Linked DNA regions of Homo sapiens: all the other regions are linked to region 4. Evidence: chromatin loops called from intact Hi-C (ENCODE). Cell type or tissue: endothelial cell of umbilical vein. All regions are shown on one strand. Each heading gives the region's core, and the rest is flanking DNA. Links, peaks and the distances in the headings are about the cores only.

Region 1 (6,560 bases), core at 864-5,863, 280 kb before region 4:
AGTCAGTCCGTGAGGTACATTAACAAAGGAGTAATTCACTGACACGCTTAGAGTTGTTTGCCACTGCAGTGTAACTTAGGCTATGCTGACTGATACAGGTGGGTAAGATACATACAAAAAAAGACCTTAAACATTCAAGAAAATCTAGGTTGTTTGGGGAAGGGAGCACTGACACACGTGTTAAGGAACAGAAAGCAAAGGGGATCTCACTCAGCATCCTCAATTTTTTTTAGCAAATATTTAATCAAATGTAAGAAGTATTATGGAGTCAGGCCCTATGCTAGACATTGAATACTCAGGGATGAGTAAAATGTGGTCTCAGAATGGAAGGAAGTGGTGGGAGCCATGGGCTTTAACACTAGACCTAGATTGGAAGCGTAGTTCTGCTACTTCAACTGAGTGATCTTGGGTAAGTTTTCTGAGCTTTATTTTTCTCATCTGTAAATGGGAATGATAATACTTCAAATGATGGTGAGTTTTAAATGAAACAACTGTGAAAAGCATATAACAGATAGCTCTGCACACAGTAGTCTGCACGTGCAGGACAGGCTACTTTTCCTCCTCTTTCATCTTCCCATCTCACACTCCCAGGTGAGGATCTTGGGATTCTTTGCTTAGCTCTGTCTATGAGTTTTTCACTTACTTTTCTAGAGTTTAGTCTCTCCAAAAATAAAACATTGTATATATACGTACATGCACACACACACACACACACCCCTTTCATTTTATCTGTCACTCAGCTAATACTTATTAAATACTATTATTATCCCTATTTTACAAATTGGATAAGTAAAACATAAGGCAAGGGGGATCTCTGTCAGCACCCTCAATTTTTTTAGCAAATATTTAATCAAATGTAATTAGCATTATGGAGTCAGGCCCTATGTTAGATATTGAATATTCAGGGCTGAATAAGACATGGAATGGTCTTAGAATGGAAGAAGGCGGTGGGAGTCATGAGTTATTCATGAGAGATTAAATAAGTTCCCAAGATCACATGTTAGCATATACATATCTACCTTTTAACAGCTGATAGTACTTGACAGTGTTGATATATTACAGTTTACCTAACCATTCCCATTGTGATGGACATTTTCAACTTGTGATTATGTTTTTACCATCACAAACAAGAAACATCCTCTCACAAAGATCTTGGCATACATGTGTAGCTACAATTTGCAGGATGAATTCTTAAAATTGGATTGCTAGGACAAAGTGTAGAGCAATTTAAATTTTGATAGATCATGTGAAATATATCTTTCGGGAAGTTCTTGCTGATTGATGCTCCTGCCCTTGGGGAATGAACATGCTGTGTCCCCAGAACCTCTTCTACACCTCGCCCTTAACCTGCAACAGCTGTGCCTCAGATCCGTGTGTACCAAACACATTCCCAAGAATAGTCTCATTGAGCACCGTTTGGGAAGGGCTGCCATGTGGACAGCACCCCACTTTTTTGTCCCTGATGGTTTAATGCTTTATGTTTTCACACAGAGTGCATTTGGGGAGACTGGCTGGAGGCGGGCTTTGTTCTGCTCTGAACAACACAAGGACAATTCATCTATCTGAAAGGTAACTTGTATATTGATCCAGAAACATTGCAGGAGTGTAGCTTTTTCATTGATTATTTGATAATGGGTCATTTCATTTTTATCTACTCTGACTTCTCTAACTCAGATAAAAAAACAGGTAACCCTGAGCACATAATTCATCTCAATGGAAAGCATTTTCCTGCCAATTTACATTAGCTCAAAAAGTGGCCCTGCAAACCTCTAAGTCATTCAGAACAATACATTCCAGAGATGGTCCTTCCAACCTGCCTTATTCTTGTTTAACATTTGGGCAAGAAACTAAGCGAGCATTTAGTTTGAAGCAAATTGCATCTCATATTTCCTTGGAATGAGGCAAAAGCAAATCTGAACCATCTTTCAATGGAATGAGCCCACACTGACAAGAGCACTTGTAATCGCTTCCATTGTGTATTCTTAGCCAATTTACAACTACATTCATTGAATTAATAACGATCAGCTGGGACTCGCAAAGGCCTAATACCCAGGGCTCCCTTCTGGGGCTGCTGGCCTGACATTTAAATATTTATTGATGATAATTGGATGACAGATAGGGATGGGCTCAGACAGAAATAAATTCAATCTGCTTGCACAGGCAGAAACCACGTTATAGCCATGATTCCTCCTCAGGCCACATAGATACAGTACCAAGAGAAATGAAGGTGAAGAGTCCTCTGATAAGCTGTGAAAACTAAGACAACGATTCTTATGATTATTTGCATGGTTGAAAGACAACTCCTTAAGACTAATTTTTGTTTTTGTTTTTTTTTAATGTGTGTTTTTGTTTGTTTGCTTGTTTTACCAAACTGTCAATAAAGACACGAGAATTTAGAATTCAAGACTTTGCTTTCTTGGATTCTGGGTTTTCCTTCCTATTCTAAAAATGTTTGAAATGGGCACCAAGTATTCAATCTGTGTACAGATCATTAAGATTTTGTGTTTAAGATCTGCCAGGTTATGGTGCAGTAACAAAGAACCCCCAGATCTCAATAACTGAAAACCACAAAGGTTTTTATTTCATGTTCTACACCACAGGTCCCTCTCAGGCTGGCAGGGCATTCTGCCCAGCACAGTCACTCAAGGACACAGGCTGATGGAGCAGCCAATCACCACTTCCCGGGGGAAAAGGAGAGCTCTGGAGAATCTTGCATCAGCAAGGAAATGGTCTGGCCTGGAAGCAAACCACACTAACCATGACCACAGAGGACCTGCTTAAGATTGCTCTGACCTTAGGTCCTTTCTCTGCTTCTCACTAACCATGTGGCTTGAACATGTCACTACAACTCTTGGAGGCTCAGATTCCTTATCTGAAAAATGAGAACAATACAAGTTAGTCATCAAATTGCCCTGAAGGATAAATGAGATAATAAATATATAGAACCACATACTAGAGGCTCAATAAATGACAGTATTTTGGGGTTTTTTTTAACATGTTAAAGAAAAGACTTCCATGGAACCCAGTGGGCTCACAAGGATGTGTGCTTTTGCTCACTTGCACCACATTATACACAAAATTCTTGAAAATATATAATAAGCCACGATACGTACATGTCTCAAGGCTCTCACTGCCACAAACTGTAGTTTCTGACAGTTTAATTTTGTATGTAGGAAAAGGTAACCTGCAAGTAACTGAAGAATTCACCCAGAGTTGTTCCATAATCAAGAAGGTGTAACACCCAACTTTGTGTCTCCTGACTTCCACTGTAATCTACCATCTCATTGCTATGCGCTTCCTTTCCCGCATGTGGGAGAGAAGGAAGAACAGTATACTATGCCCCAGGACAACATCTTTCACAGCAGGCTTTTAGACAAGAATCAGGTAAGTCCAAAGGTTATTGTCATTATTTATATGCAATGATCACTCTTCACAGCTGTATTTTCTATGATAACTAAGAAAAATTAAAGAGATCAAAAAATGATTACAATTATAATTATGGCTCACATTTACTGAGAATTTACCCTGTGCCACTTCCTATTTTATGAACTTTTTAGGATTATCTCATTTAATCCTCACACTAACCCTAAAAGGTGGGTTACATTATTATCCCATTTCGCAGGTGAGAGAACTGAGACACCCTGAGGTGAAGTGTCTTGCCCAAGGTCTCCTGTACAGTAAGTGGCAGAGTTAGGATTCAATCTCAGGATATTGTATTTTGGAGGCCATGTTCTTAAACTCCTCAGGATGGCTATAATATACAGTTATTATTTTGAAATCTCACTTACCAGAAAAAGGAAATGATGGCTAATACAATTGCTCTATAGGTTAAAGGACTGTGCTAAGAACCAGAGGTTCATTCATATTGTTTTATTCTCATCCATGATTACACTCACCATCTCCCTAGCAGCAGATAATTAAACAGCAGGAAAGTTCTTGAGCAGATAAAGAAAGATCAGAAGGATAGGGTAAGATTGGAACATAGAGAATATGATCAACTGATATTTACTGAATGAGTGAATGGGAAATTCATCATCACTAATTGAAGAAAACTCAAACTATTAGTAGTCAACTGCATTCCTTTTATAAATGAAATTCATTATTTCAACTGTGTCAGCCCTTCAACACAAGCTACGCATGCCAGATTCTGCATATTGAACCTCATTGTACCACCGATTTTTTTTTTTAATAAACCAAGAAAGACAGTTTATGGAACAGAGTGTTTTTAGGAAGTGTCATAGGGTGGAGGAAAGAGAAGGAACTCCTGCCCGTCTTCAGGGAGAGAAAAAAGTCCCCGTGGATGGAACAGGAGGGCTCCATCAGGCCTGAGAGGTACTTTTGCAATGTTATGGGACCAATAAATTAGAAAGGTAATTTAGTACCTATTATTTGATTTCTCACCTAAAGGAAATTGTAAAATTTCAAATCTGTGAATTTCAGGTAGGACCAAGTCATTTGTACTTCCCCAAGATGTCACAGCTTATGCTCTATCAAACAAAACAAATCTCTTTCCAGATGAAGACAACAGCATTAAATGTAATTCTCTGTGTGTTTTAAAATGAATAACCAATTAGCAATTATTCAGTCATGAACAAACAGAACTTACTCTGTTCCTCTTCCTGAATTCTCAGAAATACTTGGAATTTAATGGGATGTAATTTATGAGACAAAGCCCATTTTTTCTTTCACATGACAAAATGGACTGCAATGAACAATTTCTGTGATCACAGAGAATGGTCACTATTGCTGGTTGTGGGCTGCAGAGGTAACAGGAGCTGGCCAGGGTAGGTTAATACCACATACCGGGCCTTGTCAGTCAACAGCCTTCAGAGCACACAATTCCACCTGCTGTTCTTGCTTCCTAGGCTGTGCTTGTTGAGAAAGACTCAGCCCAAGCACAAGTAGTGAATGGTTCATGGTACCCGCCAGCAATGGGGATAGGAAACATGGGTGCTGATAACTTGTGGGGGAGGCAGAGGTCAATCAAAATTCATAATCGAAACAGTTATGTAACAGTCACCAAATCATCAATTTGTTATCAATGACCTTCAAGTCAACTGGAATAGATGAGCTTCACTGAACCAACATAGGATTAAGGAAACCCAGAGGGGAACCCTATGGCTTTTTGACTGTCACGGAATGTTGATTCAAAAATGATGGAAGAATCTCTCCTGTTTGGTCCCTAAGCAGACTTGTGGCTCCCAAGAAGCCTTCCTCATATCTTCATGTTTATCTGGGCTAGGTCATGGTGGAAATGACCTGGAAACGTAGATACCCAGCACCCACCACCATACACATATCTGTGTGCCTGTTACAGGACCTAAGTTGTTACTTCCCTCTAGGCAGGAACTATACCTAACTGTCAAATGGCTCTCTATAGAGGCCATAGCTCACCTGTGCCATAGATATACAAACATACTTTTGTCAAACCAGCAACATATATAGTCTTTGGCAGTATCATGATTTTGTCAATAAATACCTAGACATACCAGCTCACACTTTCCACCAGCATAGTTTCTCCCTGTTCTGCAGAGTCACAGCTCAATGGAGGGGCGCATGGATGGCTGCCAAGGGAGGGAGAGGGAAAGAAGCCCAAAAGGGTGGGGCATCTATCCCACTCCACAGCCAGGGCTGCTGCACAATCTGTCTAATACATCACTTGAGGAGGAGTTTGATTCTTTAAAAAATTTGGAAATCATTGTTCTAGAAGGTCTCCAGTTTGTCAGAAAAGTAAGATTTGTATTTAGTGTGCCTCAGCACAGAGAAGCAACTTTTTGTATAGAAATGTCCTGGCTGGGCATGGTGGCTCACACCTGTAATCCCAGCACTTTGGGAGGCTGAGGCAGGTGGATCACCTGAGGTCAGGAGTTTGAGACCAGCCTGACCAACTGGTGCAACCGCATCTCTACTAAAAATACAAAAATTAGCCAGGCATGGTGGCATGCACCTGTGGTTCCAGCTACCCCTCAGGGAGGCTGAGACAGAATTGCTTGAACCCAGGAGGCAGAGGTTGTAGTGAGCTGAGATCACTCCACTGCACTCCAGCCTGGGCGACAGAGCAAGACTCCATCTAAAAGAAAGAAGAAAGAGAGAAAGAAAGAGAGAAAGAAAAGAAAGAAAGAAAGAAAGAAAGAAAGAAAGAAAGAAGGAAGGAAGGAAGGAAGGAAGGAAGGAAGGAAGGAAAGAAAGAAGGAAAGAAAGAAAGGAAGGAAGGAAGGAAGGAAGGAAGGAAGGAAGGAAGGAAGAAAGAAAGAAAGAAAGAAAGAAAAAGAAAGAAAGAAAGAAAGAGAAGGAAGGGGAGGGAAGGAAGGAAGGAAGGAAGGAAGGAAGGAAGGAAGGAAGGAAGGAAGGAAGGAAGGAAATGTCCTGAATTTCCAGAGTAAGGTATTTTTCTTTCTCTACACTGAATATTAATTCAGCACTCCAGGAAGAACCAGCAACTCTGGGTGCCTCAACAGCCTGACAGGGCCCTTACTCTATTAACCAAAAAAAAACGCCATTAAGGGAAGGAGAAGAGAGATGAGCAAAACAAGAAGTAGAAAAAATGGTAGAAATACACC
Region 2 (5,000 bases), core at 1-5,000, 190 kb before region 4:
CCCAGATGGATCCATCAAATTAAGAGTAAATGAGTAAACGTTAGCATGTATTAAATGGGCAGTTTTAAGTAAACTACCTGGGATGGTAATGCTCTGTTTTTCTCTTCAAAATAAGAAGTGAGTATTTTCTTGGGAAAAAAAAAAAAGAATTAACCAAAGAACCAAAGAGAATAACTACAGAAAAGAAACACACACAGCCAGGATCCCATTAACCTATCATGTACTATAATTTTGCCTGCAACTTTAATGCTTCAGGCAAAGCTAGTAGGTAACTTATTTTAAAACCCTAACAAATGTCAAAGAAAGAAAGATATTCTGAAAGTATAAAAGCTATTTTTATTGAGCTATAACCAAAATGCCAAATTATACTTTCTTCACAGATGGAAGAGAGAGGAAATTTTACCCAAAATTATATACAAAGTTTACATGAATACTTCTTCCCCTTACCTTGCTGTGCTGCCTCATGTTCCGCTGTTCTCTTCCTGATGTAGCTCTGAACTTCTTCCCACCTTCTCTCAGCTTCTTGTAGTTGAACCTTGGTATTTTAAAAGGGAGAAAGGATAAATTAGCACAAACACAGAATTTCTACTTTGAAAAAGAGGGAAAAAAAGCATCCTCTACCTTTACTGTTGTATCATAAAACTGCTTATTGCAACTAGTCTCCTACATTTCAATAAGACAAGCAGATACACACAGTCTAAAAGCCATTTATTTATCAGCCATAGCCATCCTATCCTCCAACATTACAGGGTTTACAGTTTGGAGATTATTTCAGACTCAATATTTGTGCTGAGTTTCTATCAAGATAGCTACTACTATATACATCTGATCCACTTAGCAATAACCTGTTTCCCACTAACCTTCCTTTAGCTGATAAGCTTCCGAAGGACAGGATGGTGTCTTTATTGCTAAATCTAAGTAGCTAAAAATTCTTATTTTGAGGTATTTTTATAACACAACACTCCAATCATGACTATAATCTTTAATGTCATTTATTTATCCATATCCACAGAGAACAGACTTCCGTATCTATGCCAGTAGTAAACCCACCAGCAAGATCAATATTAAATAAAAGAAAGGATACTTATATCAATCTCCCAACAAGACTTAAGAAAAACACTATTTTCCATACTCAATTACTCTTGAAGCCTTTTTAACTCCTACTCTGGAACTGGTATCAAAGTACAATTCTATCAATGACCTAGGTAGGAATCTATTATAATGAGGTAGCATTTAACTTACACAAATTGAACTATACTTTCAACAAATTTCCTCTTCAATAAAAGCAGGAATAGAGAATTATACTCATCATTCTATTCAATGTACATATGCTTCAGAATGCATATAAAATGAGATAAATGAATCTGCTCCTCCCTCAGTCAGCCTGAGCAAAGCCATGCATCTCTTCATAGTATAAGCATCTCACTGGACCAAGTGACACTCTGGCGTCTAAAGATACAGTATGTGACTTTTTGTACATCATGGGTCGAGTGCAAGCCACTGGAACACTACTTAGTCTTGTGCTGAAGCAAAGGAAAAACTACCTATTCCAGTGCTGAAAGAAAACTAGGTTCTGCTGGACCTACTGAAAAATCCAAGCTATGGGTGATAAAGTGGTATTAAGGGTAATTTTTAACTACATGATTTCTGCCCTATACTGTAGACCCTAACCCCCATATATATGATAAAATTCTACAATTTATATCTGTCAATCAGCTAACATCATTTACCATATCTTCAAACGGTCTTTAACTTCAAATTCAAGCCTATATTCAATTCTTTCAATAGGGCACATGCTTCTTTTTCTTTCATCAGGGCATAGCATTTAGACTACAGGTCCCATTAAGCTTCAAACTATATTTTTCAAACCTATATACACATTTAAGTCATCAAATTAAATACCTACTGATATGGTTAGGCATTGTGTCCCCACCCAAACCTCATCTCGAATTGTAATCCCCATAATCTCCACGTGTCAAGGGAGAGACCACGTGGAGGTAACTGAATCATAGGCATGGTTTCCCCCATGCTGTTCTTGTAATAGTGAGATCTCACAAGATCTAATGGTTTTATAAGGGAGTCTTCCCCCTCGCTCGGCATTTCTCCTTCCTGCTGCTTCGTGAAGAAGATGCTTTGCTGCTTCTTCACCTTCTGCCATGATTGTAAGTTTCCTGAGGCCTCCCCAGCCATGTTGAACCGTGAGTCAATTAAACCTCTTTCCTTAAAAATTTACCCAGTCTCGGGCAGTTCTTCATACCAGTATGAAAACGAACTAATACGCCTATATTATTCATGAAATGACAAATAAAGGTGAGAATATATCACCTTCAACTGAGTAGCTGCTTGCTCAGCATTCTTCTTTTGGACTTCCTCTTGCTGTAGCTTTCCTGTTTTCTCAGTCAGCTCATTCACCAACCTAGCATAATCCTGGCGTAGTTTATTTAGTTCTGCAGACTGCCTGAAAACAGTAACTGGATTAGGAGCCTTCCGTTATTACAAATATATATAAGAAATAAACAAAACATACTTTGTTAGTTTTGCTGAGCTGAGCTAGTAGTTCCATTTACAGCCCAACTGAAACAGAACACAAGTGACTACTAACAATAAAGTTTAGTTGTATAATTCCTATATAATTCTAATGAGTTATTCAAATTCTAAAATCACTGTAAAATATCAAGAAAAATGGATGACCATAAATAGTGTCACCTTCAAACTGGTCTTCTGAAAACGTATTAAAAATCAGCCAGTCAGGGTACTGTGTACCGGTATTACTAGTCTCTCTAAGGTACTATTTCTCAAAGTATGGCCTCAGAGCCAATCACTATCACAAGGAAAGTGTCTTTTTTTTTTGAGACGGAGTGTGACTCTGTCACCCAGGCTGGAGTACAGTGGCACAATCTGGGCTCACTGCAACCTCTACCTCCCAGGTTCAAGCGATTCTCCTGTCTCCCGAGTAGCTGAGATTACAGGTGTGTGCCACCAAGCCCAGCTAATTTTTGTATTTTTAGTAGAGACAGGGGTTTCACCACGTTGGCCAGGCTGGTCTCGAACTCCTGACCTCAGGTGATCCGCCTGCCTCGGCCTCCCAAAGTGCCAGGATTACAGGCATGAACCACCACACCCGGCCCGAAAGTGTCTTAATATGTAGACTCCTGGGCTCTACCTCAGAGTCAGTGAATCATAATCTTTTAAGGGGAGGACTCAAGAATACACCTTTTAATTAGAATGCCAGGTGTTCTTCAGAACACTGAAGTTTGGGAGCTACTGTGAAAGGGGACAGATGGTTTAAAACTTATAAACTCATAAGCTTGTAGACCATTCCATTGGTGGTACTAGTATTTATTACATAGTTTATATACAATATACACATACATGTTTATATAAATATGTAATATATGATATATATTAATGTATTTGTATAAGTATATAATAGTATGACATTAATATAACATAGTTTACATATGTATAACTGAAGAAGTTCTTCACAAAGCAAAAGAGAATTGTTTTTAAAAGTAACTCATTTTAGAAACAAATGTAAAAACACAAAAGTCTAACCAATTACTATCAAACGCTATTAATATTTTGATGATTCAAGAAAATACTCTGCCATTCAATTAAAAAATAAGGTATTTGGAAACATACTTGCTTTCCAGTTGATTTGTAGTGTTGCTGACTGCATCTCTCAGTATACCATTTTCCTGCTTCAAGTGAGCTATCTCTGCCTCCATCTGCTCACGAACTTGCTGAAACTAAAATTATTTTACACACATAAAACTTAGAAAACAAAGACTGTCAAAGCTAACTTTTAAAATAAACTTTATTAAAATGAGAATATAAAAAACATCAATAGAATGAAGTTTGAATCATTCTTCTCAAATAAATATAAACAAATTTAAAAGAATTATATTTTGTTAGTGATGAATGCAAATCAAATACAAACTGTCACCACATTCAAGAATACAAGTAGATGCTAGCTGCTATCATATTTGAAATACAAGATAAACATGCTTAGAGATGATGTTTCAGAACTAAATATGATTTAGGATTTCTTTCCTACCGAATAGATTCATACAAAATTAAGCTTGTCCTGATCTTATGTCAATTATACATTAGCAATATTCTTAAAGTCTTTAGTAAGCCAAAGTTTAAAAACTGAAAATATGTTTGGTACACTTTATATTAAGTTACAAATTGGGCCATAATCATATAGATAACACAAAAACCTGCTTGCTAAAATATTCTGACCTCTTAATTTTTTTTCCAAGTTTTTACATTATAAAATACATATAACATAAAACGTACCATTCTAACCATTTTCAAGTATACAGTTCACTGGTATTAAATATATCCATAATGCTGTGTAATCATGACCACCATTCATCTCTCCATAACTCTCTTCATTGTGTAAAACACCTTCTACACCTTTTAACGAATAACTCCCATTCCTCTCCCTGCAGCCCCTGGCGACCACCACTCTAACTTTCTTCTTCTAATTTTTAAATTTTGGATTAAAGAATCTAAAGATAAAGGCACACTGACTCTTATATTCTCATAAGAACATGTTTTTGTATGAAATAATCTTATTAATAATTCTTTCAAAAGAAACTGTTGCTTATTAAGGGAAATTAAGGTATACATTTCTATTTTTCACAGAAGTTATCATATGGAATCTATATCCTGACCTCTGTAAGTAATCAAGTAAAACAGGATGAATCACTTAAATACCTTTCACCTTCAACAAAAGATGCTGCTACAAGTATCTGCCTAATTTTCAAATTAACAGGAATTAGGAATTAAGAAGAAAAGATCACTTGAGGCTAGGAAAATCAGTTCTTCACTAACTCAAATTGCTGGGGGATGAGAAGATGAAGGAATGAGTTAAACAAATGCTAAAAGCAGTGGATAGGGTAAGAACATGAAAACAGCATCATTCACTTCTTTTTTGCTATTAGTGGCATTTCAGAGGAAAACACTGGGACTCTGAAAGCAGCAAAGAATAT
Region 3 (6,560 bases), core at 898-5,897, 360 kb before region 4:
TGTCTTGTTCACCTAGAATAAATGCCTTGCACTGTGAAAGGACAATAAATCTTGGGATTCCAAAACCACTAAGCCAAAGGGAAAAGTCAAGCTGGGAACTGCTTAGGGCAAACCTACCTCACATTCTGTTCCTGAAAAAGCTACTAAATTAAAAAATAATAATAAAATAAAACAAAATAAAATAATTTTTTAAAAAAACCTACATACCTTCCTCACAAGGAATTTCCTTGTGTACAAAGGACAGACAGAACTCAAAGTCATTCCTCTTCTCACCAAGATAAATGCAAATCTGACTGCCTCCTTTCAAGAGGCTAATCAGAACCTCAAAAGAATGCAACCATTTGTCTCTTACCTACCTATGTCCTGGAAGCCCCCTCCCCGCTTTGAGTTGTCTCACCTTTCTGGACAGAACCAATGTACTTCTTACATATATCGATTGATGTCTTACATCTCCCTAAAATGTATAAAACCAAGCTGTGCCCCAACCACCTTGAGCACATGTCATTAGGACCTCCTGAGGCTGTGTCATGGGCATGCGTCCTTTGGCAAAATAAACTTCCTAAATTAACTGAGACCTCTCTCTGATATTTGGGGTTCATACCACATAGAAGGTACCGAATTAACATTTGTTAAAAACATACTGGCCCGACTCCTTACTAGTGTGATCTTGGGAAAGTTAACATTTGTGTCTCAGCTTCTTATCTTAAAAATAGAACTAATTATAGTGCCTAATTCCTGGGATTGTTGAGATAATTAGACAAAGTAATTCTTGTGCCGTCCTTAGCAGAGTGCCTATACAAAGTGAGCGCTCAACAAGTATTAGCTATTATCATTAGCAACATGTTAACCCATTTGCACTTGGTCACCTCCCAGTGCTCACTAGTTTCCAGCTTAGCTGGTCCTGAAGGAGTGGAGAGGAGCCCAGAGCACGGGCAAGGCCAGGCCTTTGAAGGCACCACAGGGAAGTGTGGAAGAAAGAAATGCACCAAAAATGAATGCCTCCTATTTCTCAAATAAGGACTACTCCTTTCAAAAGGGTTATTTCTTTCCCCCTTTTCCTTCTCCCCCTTCCCTGCCAATACCACACAACTGAACCTGGCCCTACACTTGTTACAAGCAGCAGGGGCTGAAGGTCACTGATACTCTATAGACACGTGGCTCAGCCCTCCAGCTGGGCTGGGGACGAGTGACTGTTCTTCCTAGCTGTGTCACCTAAAAGTAGGGCAGACAAAGATGTCCGATAAGTCACATGATTCAACCTCAGCTATGACAGGAAGAGGAGGAAGGTCAGTTGGCTTTGGTTGTAACCATGGTCCAATATGGATTCAAACCCATGACATGGTTAATATGTCCTGCACCAGGCACACAAGGCCATTTTGCCTGAGGATTTGGCATTCACTAGGAGATGGTTTATGTAGCTACTCAAAGGGAATAAAGAGACTGATTTTCACAAGGAAAAGAGACCCTGTGCTCCTCTAGAGCAGAGACTATCTCTTGATCATACCTTCCCTCTGCCCACAGTCCCCAACAGAGTGGGCACTGCCAGCTACTCGTCTTCCCAAACCAGCCAGTTGCTTTTAGCCCCCCATCAGGATCATGTGGATGTTCTTAAACGCTGATCCACACTCACCACCTGGTGTGTCAATGACCAGGTGGGGGTCATCTCACGGCCACTGACACTGAGCTCTCCCTCTTTATTACCACCCAGGCAGGTGCTGGGCTTAGTAATGATGCAGTCTCTCTGGGTCAGTCTGGTATCTCCATCAAGTTGTGGATCTTACTTTGTCCACATTGTGATGCCTCCTGCCCTGGAAAAGGTAAATCCCGGCTGGGCAAACATCCATCTACCTAACAAGAGAGAGAGGAGAAGACTGCAGACCTCAAGAAGTTCTTGGCAGCTTGGCCCTGCAGAAGACATAGAGGTTTGTCAGGTCTTAGTTTAGGTTCCTCCATAAACCAACCCTGAGACCAGGATTTAGGTGCAAGTGTTTCTGTGGAGGTGACCAGAATGCACAATGACTGAGCTGGAAGTTGAGATAGGGAAGGGAAGCGAGCCAATTAAGGAGTATAAATGAGAAACTTGCAATTGCAGACAGCCAGGACTCAGTCCTACTGGGACCCTCTTAGGGACTGTGCAGCACACATCTCAGAATTGATCACTGTGTCCCTTATTGGCTGAGCGAGGCTCCTGGAGTATTGATTCCCCAGCACTTCAAGTCTGTTCCCAGGAAGCACAGCCAGAGAATATTCTCATCCAGGGAGCCGAGGAAGCCATTGTGCCTGTACAGGAGCTGTCTATGAATGATGTCCACCATAGACTAAGGGGACTTGGGCCGGGCGCCAACAACTCCTGCTACATCTAATGACAGATAGTGAGCTTGTTAGAACAGTGCCCCATGGGTAGAGGTGTTTTAGAATATCTCAGATTTTTGTTAACTTCCTAGAAACCCTCTCGAAAAATCCTTAAATAGACACAGTTACATAAATGAGCCTCTTCATGATTTCTTTGAAAGAATGATTCATGTGCATGAAACAAAGCCTTCCCCACTTGTGGCTTGGGTTTTGCCCTTCCTGGAATCTTAATCCAGGGCCTCCAAAGCTTTGAGTAGGAAGTTCAGACACTGGGAGGAGGTCAGATCTCACCATTTTTCCATGGAGACCAGGCAGGAAAAGAGACAGAGTAGTCTGTTTTGCAGTGCTTTGAAGTTCAGATGAAAAGCCCAGCAGGGAGGCACACACACCCTTCCCCAAAGTATGGGTGTGCAGTGGGGAGCTCAGGAACTGGTGGAATAAACTGGATTCTACTGAGAAAATATAATCTCTCCCCCCAGGTGCCCTTCCACCACCCATCTAGACACGCCTACTTTCAAAAGCCCTGGGCAGAACAGGCTTACTTTGAACAACAGAACCATATCAGGGAAAATTTCCTGGAATTCAGACATGGAAAAACTCACCCAACTACCATGTGATACCTTGATCCATGAAGCTCCCACTCCCCGCAGGCACTGTTAACCCCTATAGGGCCTTTCAATAATATCCTCATTCAACTAAATGTCACATTGGTCTTTGCCAACAAAGAGGAATTTTCCACATGCTTTGCTGCCTCTGTTACATTCTTGAAAACGGCAGGTGATTCTGCATGGAAGGTTCCAAGAAGGAAGAAACGTCTCCTTATTCCCAGGCTACAGCCCACATTGAAGGTCCACCATTGAACAAAAAGATGGGAGTAGGTCAAGAAGTTTTCTGCAACTACAGCTTTAGAATAAAAATTGCTGATAAACAGTTCACCCAGGTGATGGTGAGAGGGTCACAAGGTAGACAACAAGGAAGTCAGAGTCCTGTGTTCCTGTTGACTCTTACTGATTTTGTGGCCTTGGATGAATCATTTGACCTATCAAGACTTGTAAATTGATGAGTCACTTAGGAATAGTAAATACAGTCAGCTTTTAGAACACTGCCCTCTACCTAGAACAGAACCTCAGCAACTACAACTGTGCCATAGCCCCTAGAAGAGTCCCTTGCATGCAATATAGGCACTCAATATTTGGTGACTGAATGAATGAGTGAATGTGGTAAACATGTCTACTGCTCTGACTCCTGCACCCAGGGCAGACATTACTAATCAACTGTGACTGTTTTTCATGCAAAAAGTAGATGCAGTGTCAGAATTCTGCTTAGCATAACTCTCCAGACAGGCACAACCAATCTATTAGAGATCACATGTGAAATGTTATCTATTTGCCGTTCCTGAATGAGCTCTAGTATTTTTCCACATTAAACTTTCCTAGTAAGGGAAATACTAAAAGATAGATGGATTGTCACTCAGAGAAAATAAACACAATTGAATATTTCGATCTTGTTTGTCTGCATAAGAATCGATATTTTTTCATCCTGACTAGTGCAGAAAATGCATTTGTTCAGTGAAGACTCCATAATATCAGGCTACTTGGAGTTCTTGCAGCCAAACCCACATTCCTAGAGCCCTGTGGGAGCCATTCAATTTCTCACCCCAATCATGTAGAAGAAAATTGGCTCCAAGGCATATCCCCATCCTGGCAATTAGACACCTCTGGTCAGTGTTAACTCTAGGAGGGTCTAATGTCTGGGATCTGGTTTGTCATCTGAGGGCCATACTCCCTACCAAGTTCACATTGGTGAAATATCAAGGACAACAATAAAAGGAAAAAGAAGCTACAGAGAGGCAATAGAGAGTGAGATAGGAAGAGGGGATTTTCAACACAGAAATCTTCAATGTTTTTAGCCCTCACTGGCTGAGCTGCCTGGAAATAGTTGGTAGCATTAATCCATTGTCTTTTGTGGAAGGCTGTGTAACAGCTTGATGGGTTCATCTTGCTTCTGATTAGACAGAGTGAATTTATCAAGACAGGGGAATTGCTAAAGAGAAAGAGTTTAATTCATACAGAGCTGGCTGAACAGAAGATTGCAGTTTTATTCAGCCTCCATGAAAATTTAGAGGCTAGGATTTTTAAAAGATAGTTTGGCAGGCAGGGGCCTAGGGAATGGGGAATACTGATTGGTCAGGTCAGGGATGGAATCACAGGGAGTCAAAGCTGTCCTCTTGCACTGAGTTTGTTCCCAGGTGGGGACCATGAGATGAGCCAGTTTACTGGTCTGGGTGGCACCAGCTGATCCATCAGAATACAGAGTCTGAAAAATATCTCAAACACCAATCTTTATGATAGTGATGCCATCTATAGGAGCAACTGGGGTGATTAGTGATCTTGTGGCCTGTAGCTACAAGACTCCTGAACCATAATCTCTAATCTTGTCACTAATTGTTGGTTTTACAAAGGCAACCTGGTCTCCAAGTGATATGGTTAGGCTTCGAGTCCCCACCCAAATCTCATCTTGTATTGTAATCCCCAGGTGTTGAGGGAGAGACCTGGTGGGAGGTAATTGGATCATGGGGGTGGTTTCCTCTTTGCTGTTCTCATGACAGGGAGTTCTCACAAGATCTCATGGTTTTATAAATTGCAGTTTCCCCTGGGCTTTTCACTCTCCCACCTGCCGCCATGTAAGACATGCCTGCTTTCCCCTTTTGCCATGATTGTAAGTTTCCTGAGGCCTCTCCAGCCATGCAGAACTGTGAGTCAATTAAACTGCTTTCCTTTATAAATTACCCAGTCTCAGGTAGTATCTTTATAGCATTGTGAAAACAGACTAATACACCAAGCAAGGAGAGAGTTTGTTTGGGGAGAGGCTGTTATCATCTTTGTTTCAAAGTTAAACTATAAACTAAATTCCTTTCAAAGTTAGCTTGGCCTACCCCGGGAATAAACAAAGGCAGCTTGGAGTTTAAAGGCAAGATGGAGTCAGTTAGGTCAGGTCTCTTTCACTGTCTTAATTTTCTCACTGTTACAATTTTTGCAAAGGAGGTTTCATCTGAATGACTATCTTGGGCACAAATATTAAAGCCCACCAAATGGCTTTTGGAACATCATCAAAAGAAAAGTATGAAGTTGCCAATCTTCACATTTGAACAGAGCTGTGAATATCTTGGGGATAGCTGATGACTCATGCTCCTCTGCACAGTGCTCACCTAAGCAAGCTATAACCACCCGATGGGTTCTTCCTGCCTGCTGCACAAACAAAATCAACTTACCAAGACCATGGCATTGCAGTAAAGAAAGAGTTCAATTGACATGAGGAGACAGTTATTACTCAAATCAATCTCCCCAAGTGCTCATAGGTTAGGGTTTTTTTCAAAGATAATTTGGTGTGCAAGGGGCTAGGGTAGGGGGCATGCTGATTGGCTGGGTCAGAGAGGAAATCATAAGAACTGAAGCTGTCCTATTGTGGCTGAGTCAGTTCCTGGGTGGGGGCCACAGGACTGGTTGGCAGGTCCAGGTGGGGCCGTCCCATTGTTAGAAATGCAAAAACCTGAAAAGACATCTCAAAAGGCCAGTCCTAGGTTCTACAATAGTGATGTTATCTGCAAGAGTAATTGGGGAAGTTGCAAATCTTATGAGCTGCAGGATAATGGCTGGTAATTCTAGCCCTTTTCATCCCCCTAACTTGGTGGCCCTTTCATTAGTTTTACAAGAACAGTTTAGTTCTGTGGAAGGGCTATTATCATTTAAACTATAAATTTCTCCCAAAGTCAGCTTGGCCCACACCCAGGAATGAGCAAAGACAACCACCCTGTAAGGCTAGAAACAAGATGGAATGAGCCATGTCAGATTTCTCTCACCATCATAATTTTGCAAAGGCAGTTTCAAAGCCATGGCCGGGCCCTTCTCTCCCATTGTTTGTTGCAATCAGCACCACAGTCTTGCCCGGTCACTTGCCTGACATCTACACTGATTGCCATAAGCTAAATTAACTGTCTGCTTTTCTGTATGAGGAGAACAAATGAAGTGGATCACTGTGCCCCTACATATGCAAAACACTGAGGAACAGATATTTTCTCTGGCCAAAACATCAGTTTTCAATATGTTAATCTACTGTTCATTGTCTTCCAGGCTTGAGTCTGAGGAAATAAATCTAGAAATCTCTGGGCATGAAAAGAAATGGAATAGGTTTGAATCCTTAGCAAGTGA
Region 4 (6,560 bases), core at 940-5,939:
CTGTAGGCCTCAATTCCTCATCTTTGAAACAGAGATGATTATTACATTTATTTTTAGCATTATTTTGGGTTTTGGTTTTTTTTGTTTTTGTTTTTTGAGATGGGGTCTCTCTCTCTGTTGCCCAGGCTGGGAGTGCAGTGGTGTGATCTCAGCTCACTGCAACCTCCACCTCCTGAGTACAGGCAATTCTCCTGCCTCAGCCTCCCAAGTAGCTGGGATTACAGGCATGTACTACCATGCCAGGCTAATTTTTGTATTTTTAGTAGACACAGGGTTTCACTATGTTGGCCAAGCTGGTCTTGAACTCCTGACCTCAGGTGATCGGCCCACCTCGGCCTCTCAATGTTCTGGGATTACAGGCGTGAGCCACTGTGCCCAGCCTATAGCATTATTTTGATAAAAAGAAGTTTTAACGGACTTAGAACACTAGCCAGACATAGCAAATCATCCATATGTGCTATTATTATCCTTATCTTTATTATCATATATTGTCCCTACTATATTGTAAGTTCCTTAAAGATAGTCATCTTTGCAGCCTTCATGGATTCTAAAAAGTATCTCGCACAGAATCATGGACGAGCGAACATATCAGGGAGAAGGAGGGAATGACAGCTAAGTCATCTTGAGATAGTCAATACAGGGACATGTTTGGAAATGTCGTGAAGAGTGACTCCTCTATGCAACATTCAACCAGCAGGAAAGTACTCAGGTCTTCCCCGAAGTGAAAAGTCTTGGTCAAAACTCCCTGCCAACAGTTTTCCCTTTGATTTACAAGCAGGACAACTTGGAGAGTTGCCAGTCTGGTGTTTCCAAGTACAGCATATCCAAAGAATTCCTTTCATAAACAGCATCATTTGCTGATTTGTCATCATGGTAATTATATTTTATTATTCCCACTGTACACTGTACCTCTTAGCACTGATGTGGTTCTGAAATAGAAGTGAAAAAAAGGGGATAGGGGAGGGGCTGACTCCCAGGCTTAAGGGAAGAGTGACTCAGTGGCCCTAGGGAGCCTCTTCTCAGGAACTGGGTAGGTGTGCTGACTCACTTCTGCCTCCGGCCTCCTCCCAAAGGTTGCTGCTTCTCCAGGACCTCACAGGAGCTGTGGAAGCCTTTAGTGGTGGCTCTGGTAATTCTCTACACACACCATAATCTTCCCCTACATAATCCCATGAGCTATTTTATAAAGCTGCCTTCTAGAAGGCCAGTGCTCTAGATACGTGGTTCAGACCGAAGTCTTCTAGAAGATTTTTAATTTTTATGGGTACCTAGTAGATGTATATAGAAGATTTTCATTGTTAGTACAAGTACAAACACATACAAAAATCCATTCCTAGTCAGGTGCACACAAAGTGGAGTTCAGGCCAGGCATGGCACTTTGGGAGGCCGAGGCAGGCGGATCACCTGAGTTCAGGCGTTCGAGACCAGCCTGACCAAAGTGGTGAAACCCCGTCTCTACTAAAAATACAAACAAATTAGCTGGGTGTGGTGGTGTGCACCTATAATCCCAGCTACTCAGGAGGCTGAGGCAGGAGAATTGCTTGAACCCAGCAGGCAAAGGTTGCAGTGAGCCAAGATCGTGCCACTCCACTCCAGCCTGGGCGACAGAGTGAGGCCCTGTCTCAAAAAAAAAAAAAAAAAAGTGGAGTTCAGAGCAGACAGAAGCTGAAATCTTCATCCATATTTTCCCAAGCAAATACGGTAAAACCTAATCTCCCTGTTTTGCTGTGCGTGGCAGGAGACAGGTAGCTACTGTCTGGGATCAGACATCCCTGATGTGCTCAGCGTGGAAAATGGTAAAGCAACTCTCTCCTGCCCAGAATCAGTGCTGATTGATTGGTTCTGTTTCCATGAAACAACTGCCAAAACGATGCTTATAAATAACACTTCCCAGTTATAATATGCTTTCTAAAAGAATGCATTATTTATTGTAGAAACGCTGTGATGGAATATGTTCACACAGAAAGAAAATAATAGGGATCAGTCAAGGGAGAAAAAGAAACTTGTGAAATTTTAATTCTTGTCTTTAATATTACGTGAAATTAAGCCATTTTCCTGAGAAACTTTAAACACAGCAAGTCTTCTTTATGGCCAGTGTATAGCACTGCCTGAGAAGGAAAGCTGCACCATTATGATTCAAGATTTTCAGTGGACTGGGGTTGGTGAGCAAAGACTATGGAGATCAAGGTTATCTGTGTTGTGCTTCAGCAGCTCCTGACTAAGCCATTACACAGGCTCCTTCCCAGATGCTGAAGTTCATGCTCCACCTCCACCAAAAAGGGGGAGGAAGAATTACTGTGGGTTTTTATTTCAAACGATTACTGAAAGGACAAGAATTCATTGAATTTTGATCTAGAAAAGGCCTCTGTGCAGTGCTCAAATCCACCTCCCTATTCTTGTGTATAAAATCACTGTCTGGAAACTGACAGCTCCATGTAGAGATCAATCACACCCAATGTCCATGGCTTCTAAAAGAAAGAGAAGGCTGCATTTAGCAAATATTGCCACCATTAAAAAAAAGTTCTCTCCCAACATGGCTTCTAGAAACCTAATCTCATTTATGCAAATTCTTTTCCGTTTTTTCCTGGGCAGCGAAATTGCCCCTCACATTTAACAACCATCAAGATAGTGTGAATGTGGATTACTCTACAAGCACTTTCCGTTTAGCTCCTATAAATAGGACCTCCTTGTATAAAATAGCACATATATTCACATTGACTGATACAGTAACTAATCTTATTTATTTTTGGAAGTACCCTCTGGTCTTCTGCCATGGAGAAGTAGCTACCCTTTTTTTCTTTAACATTTAGGGAATGCATGCTCCCCCCCCTTTTTTTTTTCCTCTCTCCCCTCAAAGCTGTTTGTTTTCTCCCCAAACCAGAAGGTATTCCCCTCATGGAGATGAAAGTGCGCCCCCTAGTGAACAATGTTTCTCAACATCCCTCCAACACTGAATTTCCATCTTCATTATTCTTGCCAGAGAATCCCAGGCCCCAGTGGTGACGTGACTGCATTTGAGAGGTTGAGGTTCAGTGCCCAGGGCTTAGGAGCTTTTCAAGGGACAGTAAAATTGTTTGAGAGCTAAGAAAGTCTGTTGACTCCAAACATTTTTTTCTATTCCAAAACTGAAATTAGTGAATTTGATTAAATGTCTATAAAATATCAACTAATCATAAGCAATTCAACTCTTAAATTGTTACATATAAATTATATTTAATGTAGAATGTAGGTTCATTTTTAAATTGTCTATGAAGAGGCCAGGCATTGTGGCTCACGCCTATAATCCCAGCACTTTGGGAGGCCAAGGTTGGGGGGGGATTGCTTGAGCCCAGAAGTTCAAGACTAGCCAGGGCAACATAGCAAGACCCTCAGCTCTACAAAAATTTTTGTTTTAATTTCCAGCTAATTTTTTAAAATTTTGTGTAGAGATGGGAGTTTTCACCTGTAGACAGGTGTGTGGTACACACCTGCAGTCATAACTAATACTTAGGAGGCTGAGGTGGGAGGATTACTTGAGCCTGGGAGGTTGAGGCTGCAGTGAGCCATGACCACACCACTGCACTCCAGCCTGGAGTGTCTCAAATATATATTATATGTATATATGTGTGTGTATATATATATATATATATATATATATATATATATATATTTTTTTTTTTTTTTCTGTGAGGAGGGACAGGTCCTCTTAAAATACGAGTAAAAGCCATATTTTCCATAGAATTGACCTCTGTTCAAGACTCTTCATGACCATGAATATGCACTCCTGTCTTAACATTATTCTTTTAAAGATTCTAATAACAATACTTCATACTTGCAAAGTGCTTAGTAAAAGTTTACGTATGGCCACAGCACAGTGACTCACGTCTATAATCCCAGCACTTTGGGAGGCCAAGGCAGGTGGATTGCTTGAGCCCAGAAATTCAAGACCAGCCTGAGCAACAAGGCAAAACCCCATCTCTACAAAAAAATACAAAAAATTAGCTGGGTGTGGTGGCGCAAGCCTAGAGGCCCAACTACTTGGGAGGCTGAGCGGGGAGGATCACCTGAGCCTGGGATGTCAAAGCTGCAGTGAACTGTGATTGTGCCACTGCACTCCAGCATGAGCAACAGAGTGAGACCTTATATCAAAAAAAAAAAAAAAGTTAACATATGCTTCTATTTAAGGCATTTAATCTTTACAACAGTAAATTGAGAAAGAAAAGAATGAATTGGATATAGTAGTTTTTCGGTTTTCTTCTTTTTTTGCCAAAGTATAAAATATTATAAATTCTGAAGCCAAAAAAAAAAAAAAGTCAGAATCAAAACAGATAACCACCACAGTTCAAAAGAAAACAAACTAATTTGAAATGGTCTATGTAAGCCTTTGGTAAGGGACAATACATAGCAAATGACTCCATAGTCAGACACTCTGGGACGAGTTACTCAACCTCTCTGTGCCTCAGTATCCTCAACTGTAACGTGGGGACAAAAAGAGTATTTATCTCACCAGGTCTTCGAGACATTTAAATGAGTTCATATATGTGAAACACTTAGAATAGCGTGTGGTACATAGTAAGAGCTGAATAAATGCTAGCAATTAACTGTTAGTCAATCAAACCATAGCAATCTTTGATTCCCAGAAAAGAATAGCTTAAGATTTTGGGCTGGGCGCAGTGGCTCACACCTGTAATCTCAACACTTTGGGAGGCCGAGGCAGACAGATCACCTGAGGTCAGGAGTTTGAGACCAGCCTGGCCAACATGGTGAAACCCCATCTATACTTAAAAAAAAAAGTGCAAAAGTTAGCTGGGCGAGGTAGCACGAGCCTGTAATCCCAGCTACTCCAGAGGCTAAGACGGGAAAATTGCTTGGACCCGGGAGGCAGAGACTGCAGTGAGCTGAGATCGCACCACTGCACTCCCCGCCTGAGTGACAGTGCAAGACCCTATCTCAAAAAATAATTTAAAAAAAAACAAGATCTTGTATAAATCTCAAACAACTAAAACACTCACAAAACAATCACTAATATTATATTTTGAAACATTTTACCTGGAAACAATCTCAAACTTACAAAAAGTTACAGGAATAAAAATAAGGAACGTTGGTACACCTTTTACCCAAATGAGCTTATTACCATTTTATTCCTCTATTATTTGCATGGCACATCACTGCAAATTTGTGTCTCTACTTATTATAATTTTGATGTATTTGTTTTCTCTTGTAAAGTAACAAATTACCACAAATTTAGCAATTAAACGCCAACTTACAAGCTCGCAGTTCTAAGACATCTGAGTATAGCATAGCCAGCTTCTTTGTTCAGGATCTTTACAAAGCTAAAACCAACGTATTGGCCATGCTAAACTCCTTTCTGGAAGCTCTGGGAAGAATCCACTTTCAAGCCAATTCATGATTGATGGCAGTCATAGGACTGAGGTCCCCATTTCCTTGCTGGCTGTCAAATGTGGGCCACTCTAAGCTCCTTGAGGTACCCACATTCCTTCCAATATGATTTTTATTTTTTTAATTATTACTTTAAATATTATTATTATTTTTTGAGACAAAGTCTCACTCTGTTGCCCAGGCTAGAGTACAGTGGCGCAATCATGTTTCACTGCAACCTTAACCTCCTGGGCTCAAGTGATCCTCCTGCCTCAGCCTCCCAGGTAGCTAGGACTACAGGTGCATGCCACCACATCTGGCTAATTTTTTAAAAATTTTTTGTAGAGATGAGGTCTCACTATGTTGCCCATGCTGGTCTCAAACTCCTGGACTCAAGCAATCCTACTGCCTTGGCCTCCCAAAGTGCTGGGATTACAGGAGTGAGCCACCATGCTCTGCCCACATTCTTTCCAATATTTGGCCCCATTTATCTTCAAAGCCAGCAATGAAAAATCTCCCTCATGGCAAATCCTTCTCAGATTTTGACTCTCTCTCCCAAAGAAGAGCCAGTTCCTTCTAAAGGCTCACCTGATTAGGTTAGGCTTACCGAAGAAAAGCCTGGATACTCTTTCTCAAAGTCAAATGATTTGGGACCTTAATTACATCTGTAAAGTGCGGCATAGCAGCACTTAGATTGGTATTTGAATAACTGGGAGAAGGTGTGTATATACTAGGGATAGGAATTTAGGGGGCATCTCACCGTTCTGCCTACCACATATGATGAGAGACTTTATAAGTCTATGTGTAAGACTGGTAGGGCTGCCACAACAAAATACTACAGTCTGTGGTGGCTTAAACAACAGAAATTTATTTTCTTACAGTTCTGGAGGCTGGAAGTCCAAGATCAAGGTGTCAGCAGGGCTGGTTTCTCTTGAGGCCGCTCTCTTTCATTCGCAGATGGCTGCCTTCTCACTGCATCCTCACCTGGCCTTCTCTGTGTGAACATCCCTGGTGTCTCTGTGTGTCCAGATTTCATCTTCTTGTGAGGACAACAGTCAGATCAAATCAGGGCTTCAACATATAAATTTTGGGGGGAAACAATTCAGTCTATAACAGTCTAATAACAAAATTAAGAGCTAATATTTGAGCTACTAGGCAGGTACTGTGCTAAAAAAATGTGTAGGTTATCTCAACACAAACCT
Region 5 (5,000 bases), core at 1-5,000, 220 kb before region 4:
AGAATCATAAAATGCAAAAATGCCTATGGCAAGTAGCATGTAACTTCTTGTAGGAATGGTGTGATTAGCACCCACATACCCAGTCCCACTAAAAAAATAAAACCAAAAAGGTGGCTCTTAACCATCAAAAACAAAGTAATATAAACAACCAGAAACCACACTAAAACCCTCATCGCTGACAGAAATGACTGTACAATTGCAACTACTCCCAGTGAAATAATAATGAAATGTCCTATCTGACCTAGATTTTCCTACTCTCTGGTCCCAATATACCTCTCAGCTATCTCGAATTTAACCTTTACTGAAAATTATGGCTAGATAAATAGGGATATAGTTAAATACAAATCCACTAAGCTACAGGAAATGTAACTACAAACGTATACTTGCTAAAAAAAAAAAAAATTTACAGAACTATTTTATGCTTAAACATTCCTTCAGGTGTCACTAAGACTTATATTAAAGATTCAATAGAGTACCATGGCACACAAAATATTTTCATAGTGCTAAAATTAATCATGTAGGTTCTTTCTTTTACCTGTCTGCAAAATTCAATACCCCTGTTTCACATTTACACTTGACAGGAATTTTCAAAATACTTAACTGGACTGGCAGATTCAATTTTCTCAATCTTTAAAAACAACTTCTCTATTACAATTCATTAGAAATCTTCACACCCAATGGTACAACTTGAGCTCAAGGAGAATGTCCTCCATTGTTCTGAAGACAGAGGGGGCTATATATTTCAGGAGTACTTTACATACTCTGGTCAAGAGAATTATCCCTTGATAGTAATATTTCATCTAAACATGCCATGTGTCATTGCTAGCCAGTAATACATGAAGTTTCAGTCCACCACCTCTAAGGAACCATTCCAAGCAACACACCCAAAGTTGATGCCTTTCCTGTATTTAAGACTTTGATCATTTCTCTACCTTATCTGAGACATCTTGGTGTGCCCTCCAAAACACGTAGTTTATGGCACATCCTACATATTCAAATGTGTTTGTTAATTCACCTAGATTTCTTTGGTTCAAAGTTTTCATGAAAGTTATCTTAACCAACCCAAAAGGCGCATATTGTCTGACAAGAGGTTAACATCGGTCTTCTGAGACTCTTCAGCTTAAAGTTGTGCTCAACAAAGCCCAAACAATCAGGTAATCACAACAAATCAGCATGCCCAAAATTAAAGCTTCAAGGAGTAGATGAAAAAAGCAGAGATGATAGAGATGATAAATATGGATAAGGAGATTTTATATTTAAATTGCAGTAAAAGTAAATGCTTTAGTCTGATTTTAAGACAAGCTGCAGATTTTCTCTGTTCAGTGGATTGTTTCTAGGAGTTAGCATTACAACCTTGGAAGTCTTGTTCACTTTGTCCTGCAGCATTTTTTCAGTTGATGCCAATGCTTCCATTGCTTCCCAGTTTTTCTCCCGAAGGTCCTAATCATTTTTAGAAAGAATGATTTCAGTTTATCCATTATTGAAAGATTTTTGCTTTTTTACTTCATCAGTATTTTGCACTGCATTTAAATGCTGGTTACTGCAAAATTATTTCAATGGGAAAATATGCATATTAGCAAAAAAATAAAAAGCAATGTTTAGAAGTTTGAATGAGAAAATAAAGACGCCCACTTTCCATGTTTTAGTATATATATCAAATAGGCCAGCTTTTAAAATAATTACTATGCACATGTGACAAAGAAGAAAGCATTCAAAAGTAAAGACACAAACCAAGAATACATACATGATTTCAGGTACATTGAACATTAGAAGATTAAAGACAGAGCAAATATAGAAGTATTATAAAAAGCTTTTCATGTGATGTTTAAACGAGGCCCAATAACACTCATAGGACTTTCCACTGCAGTGTAACGTTTTTTCTCTATGGTTTAATACAATTAACATGTTTCAAATCTACCTAGGAATCCCATAGTAACCCACTGTGTCCTATGTCTTTCTTGGCATGGCCAAACATTCATGCCACAAAACAACCTTACATGAATTGTATGAGCTAGTTGATCAAAGCAAAGGGGAAGGCTGGAAGGCTATAAAATAGATTCTCTTGGAGGCGAAAGAGGTTATTAAAAATTGAGAGATCTGGATTTTAACAGCATTTCATTCACAAATATAATCTGCTATATTTCAGTCTTTTTTTTCAGAATGAGAAATCTAAACAGATAAAAACCAACAACGAAAAATAAAAAGCCAATAATCACCATTTATTACTTAATATATGCCAACCACTGTACTTGGCAGTTCACAAATTCTCACCGTTACAACAACCCCATGAGGTATTTATTCCCATTCTATAGATAGGGAAACCACAGCTCAAGTAAGTTAGGAAACTGAGCCAAGTATACACAGAAAACGAAGTGGCAAAACTAGAAGGAAAGACTGACACTGCTATCTGCTGGCCTCCAGTGTCCTGGCTCTTTTCACACGGGTTCAATGTCTCCAGCGCTGCTGCTGCTGCTGCATTACCATGCCCTCCTTATCTCAGAAGTCCAATAATAAAACACAGTTAAGATGTTAGCAGTATATCGGCAAGTTCACCTCAAGTTTTGTGGCTAAGCAATGCTGTTAGTACTGTTATACCAACACAGAAGTGGCAATTCATGTACCTAATTTTGACAAACTCAGGGGTACAAGAAAATGTCAACTTGTTAAATTAACAATTTAACACAAACTTTGAAAAACAGAAAACACACATCCATTTACTAGCAATACTCCCTTAGATTTCAGTAACATTTTATCCTTGCTCAAGTCTTAGCAATCACACTACAGTGTACAAAAATTTCTTCTCTAGCAAGAATGCTTGGACTCTACTTACAGGTGTTGCCCTCTGGTATGAGAAAAGTTAAGAAATTCCACTAAATTGTTTGTCTATTCAGTAAGTTATTAGGGTTCATATTTCTGAAAGCACTATCCCTTCCCTTTCTAGTATAAATGTAGTCAGGTTCTAAAGCCTCTAACACACTTAATTACCAAAATTTGAACCACCTCTCAGTTAAAAATGGGAGGTTCTGGCCAGGTGCCGTGGCTCACACCTATAATCCCAGCACTTTGCGAGGCCGAGGCAGGTGGATCACTTGAGATCAGGAGTTCGAGACCAGCCTGGCCTACATGGTAAAACCCCACCTCTACTAAAAATACAAAAAACATTAGCTGAGTATGGTGGTGCACGCCTGTAGTTCCAGCTACTCAGGAGGGTGAGGCAGGAGAATCGCCTGAACCCAGGAGGCCGAGTTTGCAGTGAGCCAAGTTCAAGCCACCTCCAGCCTGGGCAACAGAGCGAGACCCTGTCTTAAAAAAAAAAAAAAAAAAAGGGCAGGAGGAGGTTCCAGAAGGCTTTCAAAAGACCCCATTACTGAGTATACTGGGTTTGAATACTGGCATTACTTTTAGTTTACAAAAAGGCCAGCCCAATCTAAGAGGAAATATCTTTGATTTTAAAATACCAAGCTGAAAAACATGTTTTTCCAAATAAAAGTTCAACAAAAAGTCAATTGCATTTTTAGCTTTTTAAAATAACTAAAGGTATAATAATTATAGCTTCAACATTTAAATATTTATAAGAATAAGAATTCATCTTTTCACTTATTTAAAAAAAACTGTTCTCCAATAATGCCCCGCCCCCCGAAAAAACTACACACAGAAAATAGTACTTTCTTACAAAGATTAAGAAATCTAAAGTAAAAGTAGATTTAAAAAAAATTCCTGAACCATATTTCAGTGTTAAAGTAATAAAAAGAAAAGCTTCATTCTGATAAAGATCTACTTACATTGTTTTTCTTCCTCTGGTGTTCAACTGCATCCTTCAAAGAATCTAACTCATTCCAGAGACCACTTATTTCTTTCTCTCTTTCTGAAATTCTAAACCAGAACATGAATACATGTAGCAAGATTTTAGGTAAACAGTAATACAACTTAGATCCCTACCTATCAACATTTGCTATTACAAAATAAAAATATCAAGAGATAGCACCTTGAAAAGTACATTAAAGAGTCTACCTACTGTTGACCATACAAAGCCCATCCTATGAATTTCAGAAATGATTTCTAATATAAGTTTTTATGCCTAATATGGTATGCTCAGGCTTGTGCTAAAGAGAAATCTCATCCCCTAAGAAACATATTATGAAGATATGAACTGTTGTAGCTATTTATAGTTTTACCTGGGTCAGTACACAGTAGCTATTTTTAGAGGAGTTAAAACTGATGTAGAAGCAGTCCCTTAAATATATTTTTTTTTCCAGAGGGCAATGAATCAGTTATAACTTTAAATGGCTAACCCACAACAAAAGTATAATATTAAAATGAGCTCAGTGTTTTCCTGCCATTTTCATACCAATCTCAACATTCATGTTTTTTTCTGCTACTGTTTCCCAGAAACGCAGAAGGCAATGGCAAAGATTCATAATTTGATTCTGTTATAGTTGAGAGTGGCTGGAGTAGAAAGTTAAATAACAAATAGCTCTTCCCTGAGAATCAGTGTCCATATAAGAGGCTGGCAAACTAGGGCTATGGGCCCACTCCACAGTCTGTTTTTGTAGGTCCTCAAACTAAGAGCTGTTTTTACATTTTTAAAGTGTTGTTTTATTTATACATGTACACACATATACACATATATATACACATGTATAAAACAGACCTATGGGTCCCACAGGCCTAAAATGCTATCAGGGCCTTTACAGAAAATATTTGCCAACCTTTTCTCTATATAGTCAAACTCAAGACTCGATTTAATAGTCAATAATTCTAACCTAGTACACAAGCAACTCTGTAAACCAACCAAGATGGAAAAACATTTAGATTAAAAGAAAAAAAATTAACAATATTCCCAATGATAGATCACTTACATCATCTATTAATATACTTAATGTGGTTGACATTTTAACATGTTGAAACACACTAACTTATGTGAAATGACCTTAAATGTAGCCTCACAGAGAAAATTACAGGCCAACAAGAAAAAGGTATCAGTAAAAAAAAAAAAAAAA

What was found. Peaks named below come from ENCODE experiments on the same cell type or tissue, not always from the same donor. Only the 100,000 strongest peaks of a DNase experiment are listed, where the experiment ranks them.
Region 1: a loop joins it to region 4, with 4 times the contacts of the local background. A loop is called at or near these places in 2 of 110 quality-filtered maps.
Region 2: it touches region 4 in a loop (3-fold over the local background); 6 of 110 quality-filtered maps call a loop at or near these places.
Region 3: it touches region 4 in a loop (2.5-fold over the local background); 2 of 110 quality-filtered maps call a loop at or near these places.
Region 5: a loop joins it to region 4, with 3 times the contacts of the local background. A loop is called at or near these places in 14 of 110 quality-filtered maps.

The regions. Positions count from the first base shown.
Region 1 is chr14:55,717,735-55,724,294 of GRCh38, reverse strand. LOC124903320 (a long non-coding RNA gene) reads right to left here. Exons shown (of 2, transcript XR_007064179.1): 2 at 2,560-2,872. Among named protein-coding and RNA genes, the nearest start is that of LINC00520, 76 kb to the left of the region's middle. In endothelial cell of umbilical vein, for the core only: no CTCF peak of the experiment used is centred there; a DNase peak (open chromatin) is centred at 2,784.
Region 2 is chr14:55,631,984-55,636,983 of GRCh38, reverse strand. KTN1 (kinectin 1) reads right to left here. Exons shown (of 44, transcript NM_001079521.2): 8 at 3,643-3,749; 9 at 2,326-2,458; 10 at 448-535. Among named protein-coding and RNA genes, the nearest start is that of KTN1, 54 kb to the right of the region's middle. In endothelial cell of umbilical vein, for the core only: no CTCF peak of the experiment used is centred there; no DNase peak of the experiment used is centred there.
Region 3 is chr14:55,800,099-55,806,658 of GRCh38, reverse strand. No RefSeq gene overlaps it. Among named protein-coding and RNA genes, the nearest start is that of LINC00520, 6.7 kb to the right of the region's middle. RefSeq lists an enhancer at 2,005-3,204. In endothelial cell of umbilical vein, for the core only: a CTCF peak has its summit at 3,466; a DNase peak (open chromatin) is centred at 3,378; H3K27ac peaks cover 660 bases.
Region 4 is chr14:55,442,696-55,449,255 of GRCh38, reverse strand. It overlaps a transcript of FBXO34 not described here. Among named protein-coding and RNA genes, the nearest start is that of TBPL2, 5.4 kb to the right of the region's middle. RefSeq lists enhancers at 372-1,571, 1,336-1,836, 2,911-3,000. In endothelial cell of umbilical vein, for the core only: a CTCF peak has its summit at 2,926 (motif pointing left); DNase peaks (open chromatin) are centred at 2,285 and 2,905; H3K27ac peaks cover 1,484 bases.
Region 5 is chr14:55,660,395-55,665,394 of GRCh38, reverse strand. KTN1 (kinectin 1) reads right to left here. Exons shown (of 44, transcript NM_001079521.2): 32 at 3,783-3,873; 33 at 1,354-1,440. Among named protein-coding and RNA genes, the nearest start is that of KTN1, 83 kb to the right of the region's middle. In endothelial cell of umbilical vein, for the core only: no CTCF peak of the experiment used is centred there; no DNase peak of the experiment used is centred there.